Regions from separate parts of the Homo sapiens genome. Here region 2 is linked to region 1. A link is an interaction called in ENCODE POLR2A ChIA-PET data of the cell type or tissue named here. Cell type or tissue: B cell. All regions are shown on one strand. Links, peaks and the distances in the headings refer to the core of each region. The heading gives the core; the rest is flanking DNA.

The links. ChIA-PET counts read pairs that join two places held together with the same protein. Peaks named below come from ENCODE experiments on the same cell type or tissue, not always from the same donor. Only the 100,000 strongest peaks of a DNase experiment are listed, where the experiment ranks them.
Region 2: POLR2A ChIA-PET joins it to region 1 with 7 read pairs; 3 of 35 experiments call an interaction of 5 or more read pairs at or near these places.

What each region holds. Positions count from the first base shown.
Region 1 is chr5:83,025,180-83,030,567 of GRCh38, reverse strand. No RefSeq gene overlaps it. Among named protein-coding and RNA genes, the nearest start is that of TMEM167A, 50 kb to the left of the region's middle. RefSeq lists enhancers at 1,991-2,490, 2,491-2,992, 3,099-3,946. In B cell, for the core only: no CTCF peak of the experiment used is centred there; a DNase peak (open chromatin) is centred at 3,097.
Region 2 is chr5:83,187,927-83,193,314 of GRCh38, reverse strand. The region is part of intron 3 of XRCC4 (X-ray repair cross complementing 4); the gene reads right to left. Among named protein-coding and RNA genes, the nearest start is that of XRCC4, 110 kb to the right of the region's middle. In B cell, for the core only: no CTCF peak of the experiment used is centred there; no DNase peak of the experiment used is centred there.

The DNA.
Region 1 (5,388 bases), core at 69-5,068:
CCTAGAGAATAAAAACAAAGCCAAAGTAGAAAGAAAACCAGGACCCACCACCACCCCAGGCCTGCAGCAAATACATCAGTGTTCACTCAAGGCCCAAGGACCCTTCAGTCAGCTTGTGATGAATACTGTTGAGCCTGGGACTCTCCCTTCAGGACAGTGCTCCCCTCTAGCCCAGGAAAAGTCCAGTAATACCATCCATGTGCCAAGGCCTCGAATCATGGACCCCAAGAGCCCACTTGGTTCTCTATCCCTCTGTGGCCAATATGGTACCTAAGCTTCAAGACAAAGTCGGCTTTACTCTTCCCCCTCCTTTTCTCAAGCAGAAGGAGTCTCTCATCATAGCCAGCATAGCTGGGGATGTGCTGAGTCACACTTGAAGCCAGCATGTCTCTGAATCTCACCCAAGGCCCATAGCAAGTACTGTCTAGCTACCACTGCTAACTATGCAGGGCCAAAGGGCTTTTTAGTCAGTAGTTAATGAATTGTGGCAGGACTGAGTCCTTCTCTTTAAGGCAGCTGGTTCTCTTCTGGCCCAGGGTGTGTCTAGAAATAACATTAGGAGCTAGGGCCTGGAATGGGAGCCTCAAGTCTCCGGCTAGTGCTCTATCCTACTGTGGTTGAGCTGGTATCCAAGTTACAAGACAAAGTCCTCTTTATTCTTCCTTCTCCTCATTTTAAGCAGAAAGAAGTCTCTCCCAGAGCTGTGAGCTGTGCTACCTGGGGTTTTGGGAGTGGTGGTGCAAGCACACCCTCGGCTGTCCTAGCCAGTGTCTCGCTGGGTCACGTGTTCCCCAAGTCTACTTTCTCGAGTCCAGCACAGCACCAGGACTTGCCAAGGAATTGCAGTCCTCTTGGCCTAGACTGTCTTTCAAGTTTACTTAGGACCCCATAGCATCTTAGCCCATGGTGGTGGGGCTTGCTAGAAGAAAGGGTCCAACAACTGGGATGGGTGAGTCCACTCTGGCTAGGGCTGGTGTATATGCTCCCTCCATAGGCATTGACTAAGTTCTATACAGTGTTGCTTTTCTGACAGGGCAGCAATGAGTTCCAATGCTAAGTCCCACAATCACTGCACTCTCCCCACCAAGAGCACAGATCTTCTCTCAGCACCACATGGCAGCTGCTGGGAGTTGAGGGTAGGGTGGTGTCAGCAATTCAAGGCTGTCTTTTCTATCTTCTTAAGTGCCTCTTTCAGTGATCTGAGGTTAAAACCAGGTACCGTGGTCACTCACCTGATTTTTGGATATTATGAAGGTGCTTTTTTGTGTGGGCAATTATTCAATTTAGCGTTCTATGGGGAGGACAATCAGTAGAGGTTTCCATTTGGCCATCTCGCTCCTCCTCCTCTGTTCCAATTCTGAGTCCAGCAAACAAAAATAGCGCCCTTTGGAAAGAAGCTACTATAGGACAAGCTTAGCAGGGAGCTATGCTTCACCTCCATGAGAGCAGACTACCTACCTAACTATTTACTTTGGAAAAGAGCTCCAGATGAAGGCCTGATGAGATTCCCATGCTTACTCTGAAATCATCATTTTGGAATCAGTCATTAAAGCTTCGTTGGGTGTGCTCCACTGCCAAGCTATGCTAAAGAAGTAGTCCTGGATTTGAGAGTCAAATGAGGGTAGGAACAGAGTAGGATGAGACCCCATGTCTACGGAGGTCCACAGGCAAGTGATAATGACTTCTTTATCCAAACTTCCACCCATGATCTGAAATCAATGGACGCTGCATGGCAATTCAAAGCCTGTAAATAGAACACCTTGATCCAAGAAACGCAGAGCACTTGGGTACAGATGGACATGGCCCTAGGGGGAAATTTCAGGTTTATAAAACTTAAGAGGCAGTCCTCACAGAGGATGAGAAATTGGTTCAATATATAACATAAATGATTAAATATGAGTAACTTCTAGATCATTTGGAATTGAAATTGGTACTAGATATCACTTGGAATATAAACTCAGAGTTCATGGTAAGGTGTGGAATATGGCAAATGACATTATACCATAATCATTAGACCCTTTCACTCAGTAACTTTATGCTTTTACAGAGGCAGAGTCTTTAAAAACTTTCTTAATCTTATTATGATCCTATCATAAATGTTAGCTTTAATAGCAATCTTAATCTTACAAGTGAAATTCTTTAACTAGAAAATATCCAAGATATTTATTGTACACACTACTGTTCAATGTAATTAATAAAATATTAATTTATAACATGCTCTTAGCCCAACCAAAAGATCATGCTAATTAGTTTTCTTCAAAAAATATTAATAAGTAGTAAAAATCCTACCTTGAGTATTCAGCCAATATTAAGAGTTATGCCTGGTGGGGTGTGGTGGCTCATGCCTGTAATCCTAGCACTTTGGGGGACCAAGTCAGGCAGATCACTTTAGGTCAGGAGTTCAACGCCAGCCTGGCCAACATGGTGAAACCCGCTGTCTACTAAAAATACAAAAAAGTTAGCTGAGTATGGTGGCGGTCACCTGTAACCCAAGCTACTTGGGAGTCTGAAGCAGTAGAATCGCTTAAACCCAGGAGGTGGAGGTTGCAGTGAGCCGAGTCACGCCACTGCACTCCAGCCTGGGTGACAGAGCAAGACTCCATCTCAAAAAAAAAAAAAAAAAAAAGCAAAAAAGGAGTTATGCCTTAAGGGTTTTAATATAGCATTGTGCCACTTGGAGTATGATACAACAAACCAAGTATATTAGGCATTCTTGAATGCTAGATGAATGATACCGTTTAGTGTATAGAAAAACTGATTCAGTGTACAGTTTAAAGATTGAAATTTTAGAATAAAAATTAAGATCCACACTTCATGAGAAAATTTGACCACCACATTGAAGTGATAGTTTGCATGTCTGGTTTTAGGTCCTTTGTAACAAACTCTACTTAAAAAAAAAAAAGAAAAGAAAAGAAAAGAAAAGAAAGAAAGGAATTAGGGAGTGCTTAGTGATATTCTTCTTGGCTGAGTTAAAGCAGTTTACTAGACTCAGCTTGATCTTTGCCTGTTACTGCTGTCTAGACGCCTTCCATTCATTGTATTACGGATTTGGTTCAAGATGTCCAACTTCCTCTTTTCTCACAATAGAGAATGTAACATAACAGACATCTATAATTAGTTACTTAAAAATACTTTCTGAGGAAGACAATATTAAGAACAGCCTGCCATCATATCCACCTATTTGCAGCCTAACTTCTCTTTTCCTTTTAAAGAAACCTCCCAAGAAGCTTGTCCTGAGCTCCTAGGACTACTCCTGAAGCACATTCATTGACTCCAGAGACTCAGGATAGGAGGGCAGCCACCCCCACAAACACTCTCACTTCCGAGCTTCTTCTGGGTTATGTCACTTTCCTTAGCTCCCCATGGAATGAGACATTTAAATTACAACAGCCCATTCAGAGAAACACAACAGCTGCCAATTTGACCTTCTCTCGGGATTTGTGTTTGAAAGAGGGTCCTAGTTGTCTGGTTCACTCCAGAAAATTACTACAGATGATGTAGTTGGGTCATGTGACACATGGTTAAAAAAATAAACAACTCTCCTGTTGACATATGACCTACAACTAAGACAGAGGCTTTAGTCCATATGGTGAAATATTGGGCTCTGAGGAAATGTCCATAGCTTTGGTTTTCTTAGCATGGAAAACCAATTTGTATTTTCATATTAGGCTTAATCTCAACTGGGTGAGGCTTGTGGTATCTCAATAAATCTGTACTATGTAAAAGTTGCTTTCTGCTTGGCAAGAGCAAACTACAAAAACTTGAAATGAGAGACTTTAAGAACCATTATGTATGCACTCCCTGGCTGCTGGGTTGCTGACCTGGGGCTTTTTACCTGGTGGTCTGATGAGTCATGCCATTCAAAAAAAGAGAAGACAGCAAAGATATTTGAATGGTTAGCTATACAGGCAATTAAAAACCTGCTGGGTGGGCTCTTTCCCCGCGAGGCCAAGATGCTGATTTGGAAGATAACAGTGGATTCTTTCTCTGGTGCCTACTAATATTCTAGAAATGGAGTACATAGAGAAACTGAAGCCAGGCTCAGAAAAGACAGCCCACAGACTTAGTGTTCAAGTAATTTACACTCTTGACAGGTCTCTAAGAGGTAACTTTTTCTTTTTAAAAAATTTCAGCTATAATATTGACTTGGAAGAACAATCTGGACACAAGCAAGCTTGATCATAGTGCTGTAACACAACTCAGTGTCTTGTCTCTTAGACCAGCTCCTGAGTTCTCTCTCTTTCTCTCTCTCTCTTTATGCTGATGCTGTCGGCACTCACCAACAGCCAGGCTGGAGACCTTGGAATCCTCACTGACTCACTTTCCTTACCAAGGCATAAGATGAGTCTATTTTTCGAATATTTCTTGTCTCTTTATCTCCTCCTTTTTGCCCCTCCCACCACAAAAGTTGAGAATTTCATCTTCTCACAATGGGGGTATAAAAAGTTCCTCAAATTCTCTACAGTCTTCTTCTCCCTTTCGTTATATGCCCCCAGAATGATCGTTCTAAAATGCAAGTCTAAGCACACTACAGCTTAAAAACCTTCAGTGACTCACCTTTACCTCAGGAACGAGGGCAGGTTTTTAATATGGCATAAAATTTGGATTTACAAGTCATCTGACCTATCCTAAATTCCTGCTCTGTGGGACCTATCTCATTCTACCAGAGGGTGTCAGATTCTTATCAGTTTCACACCAGGCCGGCCAGCCCTGTTCTTTGCCCGAATTGCTCTTTACTTTCTTTACTTGCTGATTCCTTTTCGTCTTCTGATGGCTGTCTCAATTGTTCTCTTCTCTGTTAGCCTTCCCTAACCTCCTCAGTGTTTTCTAACCCCCTCCTGGGAGCTCTCTAATGTATTGCTTCTATTAGAGCACATACCATGGTACACTATAGTTATCTGTTGACTAGGGAGTGATGTCCTCAGCCGTTGTCAGATATATGGTAAAAATCAGTGAATGTTTGTTGAATGACTATATACAAAGCAAGTTTCTTCCTAGAACATGTTTTTGACCTGGTAGAATTTTGTTTCTGGCCTTCTGATTTCTCTGAGGTACAAAGTGCTTCAAAAGGAAGAGTTGTAGGACCTTTGATTGACAACCTAAAAAGAACTGTGTAAGGATATGCCAGCACTTGAATCTGAGGACAATGGAAAATAGAAATCTGATTGGAATAAACTGGTCACATGTGGAGGACATGCTACCATATAAGTACAGGGAAAACAAATTAGGGTGATCCATAGAAAGCAAATCAGGGTTCTTGGAAAAAAATATTGAAAATGGAGGTAGTAGTTCTGGCTGACCTAAATGCATAATGTTTCATTAATTTTTTGCTGACAGATCCTTTCTCTCTAACGTAGCTCTCTGTGTCTTCTTCTTACTAACTATGTG
Region 2 (5,388 bases), core at 124-5,123, 160 kb before region 1:
AAAGGATTTTACTTGAAATACTCAGATTAATTTTTTTTTTTAATTCTCAAAAGTATTTGGCCCGTATACACACGGTGCATAGCCAGGAGCAGGAGGCACTCTTTCACCTTCACTGCTGCTGTTCTAGGCTGTGCACATTACTACAGATGCAAGGGGCCACGTGCCTAGATGCACTGGACTTCAAAAAGGGCCTCATCAGGCTTAATGAGTTGAGAAGTATAAAATATTTCTGTGTTCTACCTCTACACCCAGTCCATCTTTATTCTGTCTCACAACAAAAGCAGCAATTTAAGTATCATTTTAACGCCAGAAAATTAGCACAAAAGCTATATCGTACTGTTGTGTCAATTTTTAAATTTTTACTCCAGTTTCTAGTTTGACATATAAGGTTACTGTCACAGCTGTTCTTTATTTATCAGTTCTGTCACTTCAAAATAATCTACAGTATAAAACCATGACTTTGAATGGTACAGCACAGCCAGAAACCACATATAAAAGACATTTTGAGAGCATGTCTCTTCTGTTAGAAACAGATAAAATTAAGAGTTTTTTTGTAGTTAGTTCTCAATTTTATTAATAATTAAGAGTACACAGATCTTGTTAAGAACCTCAGTCTATCTATAATCTTCTAAGAGTTTAAGCTATGTCTGCATTTCTCTATGTAAAGAAGTTAAGAGCAATTAAATTCTAAAATATTGATAATCGGCCAGGTGCGGTGGCTCCAGCTTGTAATCCTAGCACTTTGGGAGGCCGAGGTGGGCAGATTGCCTGAGCTCAAGAGTTTGAGACCAGCCTGGGCAACATGGTGAAACCCTGTCTCTACTAAAATACAAAACAAAATTAGCTGGGCGTGGTGGCGTGTGCCTGTAGTCCCAGCTACTCAGGAGGTTGAGGCAGGAGAATTGCTTGAACCCAAGAGGCAGAGGTTGCAGTAAGCCAACATCACACCACTGCACTCCAGCCTGGTGACAGAGCAAGACTCCGTCTCAAAAAAATATATATATATATTATATATACGTATACATACGTATATACATATATGTATACATATGTATACGTATATATAATATGTACATATACATACATATATGCATATACATATATAATATATACGTATACATACATATATATGTATGTATACGTGTATATATATATAAAGAATCATAGTAGGTTTCACTAGTTGACTCTTAATAGTTATCATTCTAAGTGATAGAATAAATACTTTTAGCTTTTTAAATTTAATCCGCATTAAAAATCATCAATTTCAGAAAACACATACATTTTCTTTAGCCAGGGGTTTGTCTATTCCGGATATCTTTTTGTCAACCCTTCAAGTCCAAGATTAAATGCCATACTCCCTTACCATCACCTCAAAGCCCAGGCCAAGTTCTTTTTAACTAAGTTAGCCTATGTATTAGTTGGTCTTCACACAGCTGATAAAGACATACCTGAGACTGGGAAGAAAAAGGGTTTAATGCACTTAGAGTTTCACATGGCTGGGGAGGCCTCTCAATCATGGCAGAAGGCAAGGAGGAGCAAGTCACATCTTACACGGATGACAGCAGGCAAAAACAGAGCTTATGCAGGGAAACCTGTTTTTTGTTTTTTGGGTTTTTTTAGACAGTCTCACTCTGTCACCCAGGCTAGAGTACAGTGGCATGATCTCGGCTCACTGCAACCTCTGCCTCCTGGGTTCAAGTGATTCTCCTGCCTCAGCCTCCTGAGTAGCTGGGATTACAGGGGTGGGCCACCATGCCCTAATTTTTGTATTTTTAGTAGATACAGGGTTTCACCATGTTGGTCAGGCTGGTCTCGAACTCCTGACCTCGTGATCTGCCCACCTCGGCCTCCCAAAGTGCTGAGATTACAGGCGTGGGCCACTGTGCCCGGACACTCCTGTTTTTAAAACCATCAGATCTCATGAGACTCATTCACTATCATGAGAACAGCACAGGAAAGACCTGCCCCTGTAATTCAATCACCTCCCACCAGGTTCCTCCCATGACACACGGGAATTGTTGGAGTTACCATTCAAGATGAGATATGGATGGAGACACAGCCAAACCATATCAGCCTACATTGGCCTCTCTAGTCTTAATATTTCAGTCTCATACAATGTATTATTCAGTTATATCCTGCTTATATTTTTCTTTGGTTGTTTCAGAAATGTAGTCTTTCCCTTTAGATTTCAAGCTTTTTGAGATCTGGGACCCTCTTTTCTATTTCTTCCATAGCCTCCAAATTATCTTTCAAAGCTCTGGCCCATACTATGTGCTTGATAAAATTTTGATTATTTATTTATTGTAATAATCCTCATTAAGAAACTATAACTACAATAGGATAGGTAAGGGATTTGGGCAGTGATTCTGTCCAAATAAAGAAATAAAGACATGACAGGGTTATTTATTGATTAGTACAATTTAAACAAAAAGGGCACAGTTAAAGATTGCTTAATAGCACTTAATGCTATCATAATACATAGATTTGAAAATAATTAAACAGATGTTTTTTAAAGAATGTATAGTTATATACTCAGTTTTCAGGTTCTTTTAAATGGCCACACAAATAAAAGTATCAGTAAAGCATACAAAATAAATACTATGAATAACTTAATTCCTAGAGAGTTATTTGTGGCCATTCTAAGTGTTTCTGAGGAGAGGAGATTATCAAGGTGTGATTTGATATCCTGCTTAAAATATATCCACTAAAGGGTTTCAGTTTCAATATATTATCAAAGTAGACTACATAAACTTGCAGAATTAAAGTTCATTACTATCCTGGGAAACAAGATGTGGAACTAAAGGAAAATGAAAAATAAAGGTATCTTGATGTTATTACTAGGTGCATAACGGCCAGATAGAATCTCATTTTGTTGCAGTGAGTGCTTTTAAATTTATTCACATCAGAGAAAAATTTAGCTGTATCAAGATATATGTATACTAAAAACAGTAGTCTATCCATTACAGTTTATAATGCAGAATATTGTCTATTGTAGATATATACACAGTTGCATATATATAGTTGTGATACATAGTTGTAAAATTCTAGTAATACAGGAAATTGATCAAGATATGTTTAAAAAAAGGTGACTGAACTGTATTACCTTGACCTAGCTATGTTCCTCATCAACTACAAGTTGATCAACTTTTGGTTGTAGTTTTGAATCAACTACAACCTAAGTCTTTATATCCTGAACTCTTCAGTTTAGTGACTTTCTAAAATGTTTACTTTTTATTTTATTTTATTTTTTTGAGACAGATTCTCGCTCTGTCACGCAGGCTGGAGTGCACTGGCATGACCCTGGCTCATTGCAAGCTCCGCCTCCTGGGTTCAAGTGATTCTCCTGCCTCAGCATCCCACGTAGCTGGGATTACAGGTGCCTGCCACCATTCCTGACTAATTTTTGAATTTTTAGTAGAGACGGAGTTTCACCCTTTGGCCAGGCTGGTCTCGAACTCCTGACCTAAATTGATATGCCTGCCTTGGCCTCCCAAAGTGCTGAGATTAGAGATGTAAGCCACTGAGTCTGGCCTGAAATGTTTGTTTTAGATTTAAATAAAGAACATCACAAATGCACCTCCTAAAAGGGACAGTAACATATCTCAGTTGACAACTGCTCACACTGATCTTAAAAGGTAACTGGAACTGAGAAAAGGATACTGATAAGGACTCCTTCTAAAAAGATAAGAAAACTATATTTGCAAAACTACTAATCTCATCTTCCCAACTACAACATATTATTGCCCAAATTTCTTAGAACTAATAAAAAATGCTTATATATCTCAAGCTGATCATATAATCAAGCTCCATGTATTTTGGATCTTACAGGTTCTTAAAATCAAAATGCAATAATCTAGGGGTGAAAAGTAAGCAAAATTGTAATTATTGTGCTACAAAAATTATAAGCATTTTAAGGCTACGCTATACGATTTAATATTTCAAGTGTGTCATCTAAGAATTCTTATTTAGGTCTTAATAATTGCAAAAGTCATAGTGGGAATCAGAGAGTTCTTGAGAGCAAAAAAAAAGAAAAAAACTCCACAAAAGTCTACATAGTACAGAAATCTCAGAAGTTGGCTTTACATTGAAGGGCTATAAATATTCATGCTATTGTTGTCTTAAACAGAGATGATGAGTCTTTTGGTTCATGGACAATATAGTTACATTTAGGGTATATATCCTGGCTTAATTAGGTGTTACAATTAAAAATGAAACATTATATTGTATATGGACTCAACCAGCTAGAAGACTTTCCCTATAATAACCGGATTGGTCAGAGGGAGAGGGCAGGGGTTGCCTATTATTTGCCTGCTACTTTATTTTTGGTATTAGGTGCTGATGAAGAAATACAGATTTGATTCCTTCTATACAGAATCTTGGATTCCCTGACACTCTTCCAGATCTCATCACAGGTCTCTAGGCATATCTTTTCAGTATGCTTCTCTATTGTCTACTCAGAGGTAAAACAGTATTGTTTCCTGGAATAATTCCTTGGCCCTCTTCTTATTTAACTCTACAGAGGTTGAAAGGGTTATTCGCAATCACAGCTTCCATTATTAAAAATAAGCTGAAAACTGCCAAATCTGTATCTCTAGGTGGGGCCTCCTCTCACTTAGTTCACTTGAGAACTGCTTCTCTCTATCTTGCCCCCACTCTTGCCATGTGACATGCCAGTTCTCCATCATCTTCTGCCGTGATTGGAAGCTTCCTGAGGCCCTCAGCAGGAACAGACACTGGCACCATGCTTCTTGTATGGCATGCAGAATCATGAGCCAATTAAACCTCTTTTCTTTATAAAGCACCCATTCTCATGAATTTCTTTATAGTGACATAAGAATGGACTAACACAGAGGGCAATCCTCTTTACTTAAAATCCATTGATTTGAATATTAATTTCATCCAAAAACACCCTCACAAAAACACCCAGAATGTCTGACCACATATCTGGGCACCACAGCCCTGCCAAGCTGACATATAAAATTAACCATCATAGCCAGCAAGAAACTGAGGCCCTCAGTCCAAAAGGCTACAAGGAACTCAACTGTGCCAGTACCCCACTGAGCTTGAAGGCAGATCCTTCACCTTGAGATGAGACCACAGCCCCTGGACAACACCTTAATTGCAGCTTTTACAAACTCATGTAAAAGCTAGGACTCCTAGCAATGCCATACCTGGACTCCTCACCCACAGAAACAGTGAGATTAATAAATGTATATGGTTTTAAGCTGCTAAATTTGTGGTAATGTGTTACTCAATAATACATAATGAATACAAATATGCTTTAATTTTACCAATCTAAACAAAACAAAAAACACCCTTAATCCCATATCCCTCTAGTTGCTATTGTCCATTTTTCTGCTCCTGTCATTGCAAAACTTCTCCCAAAAT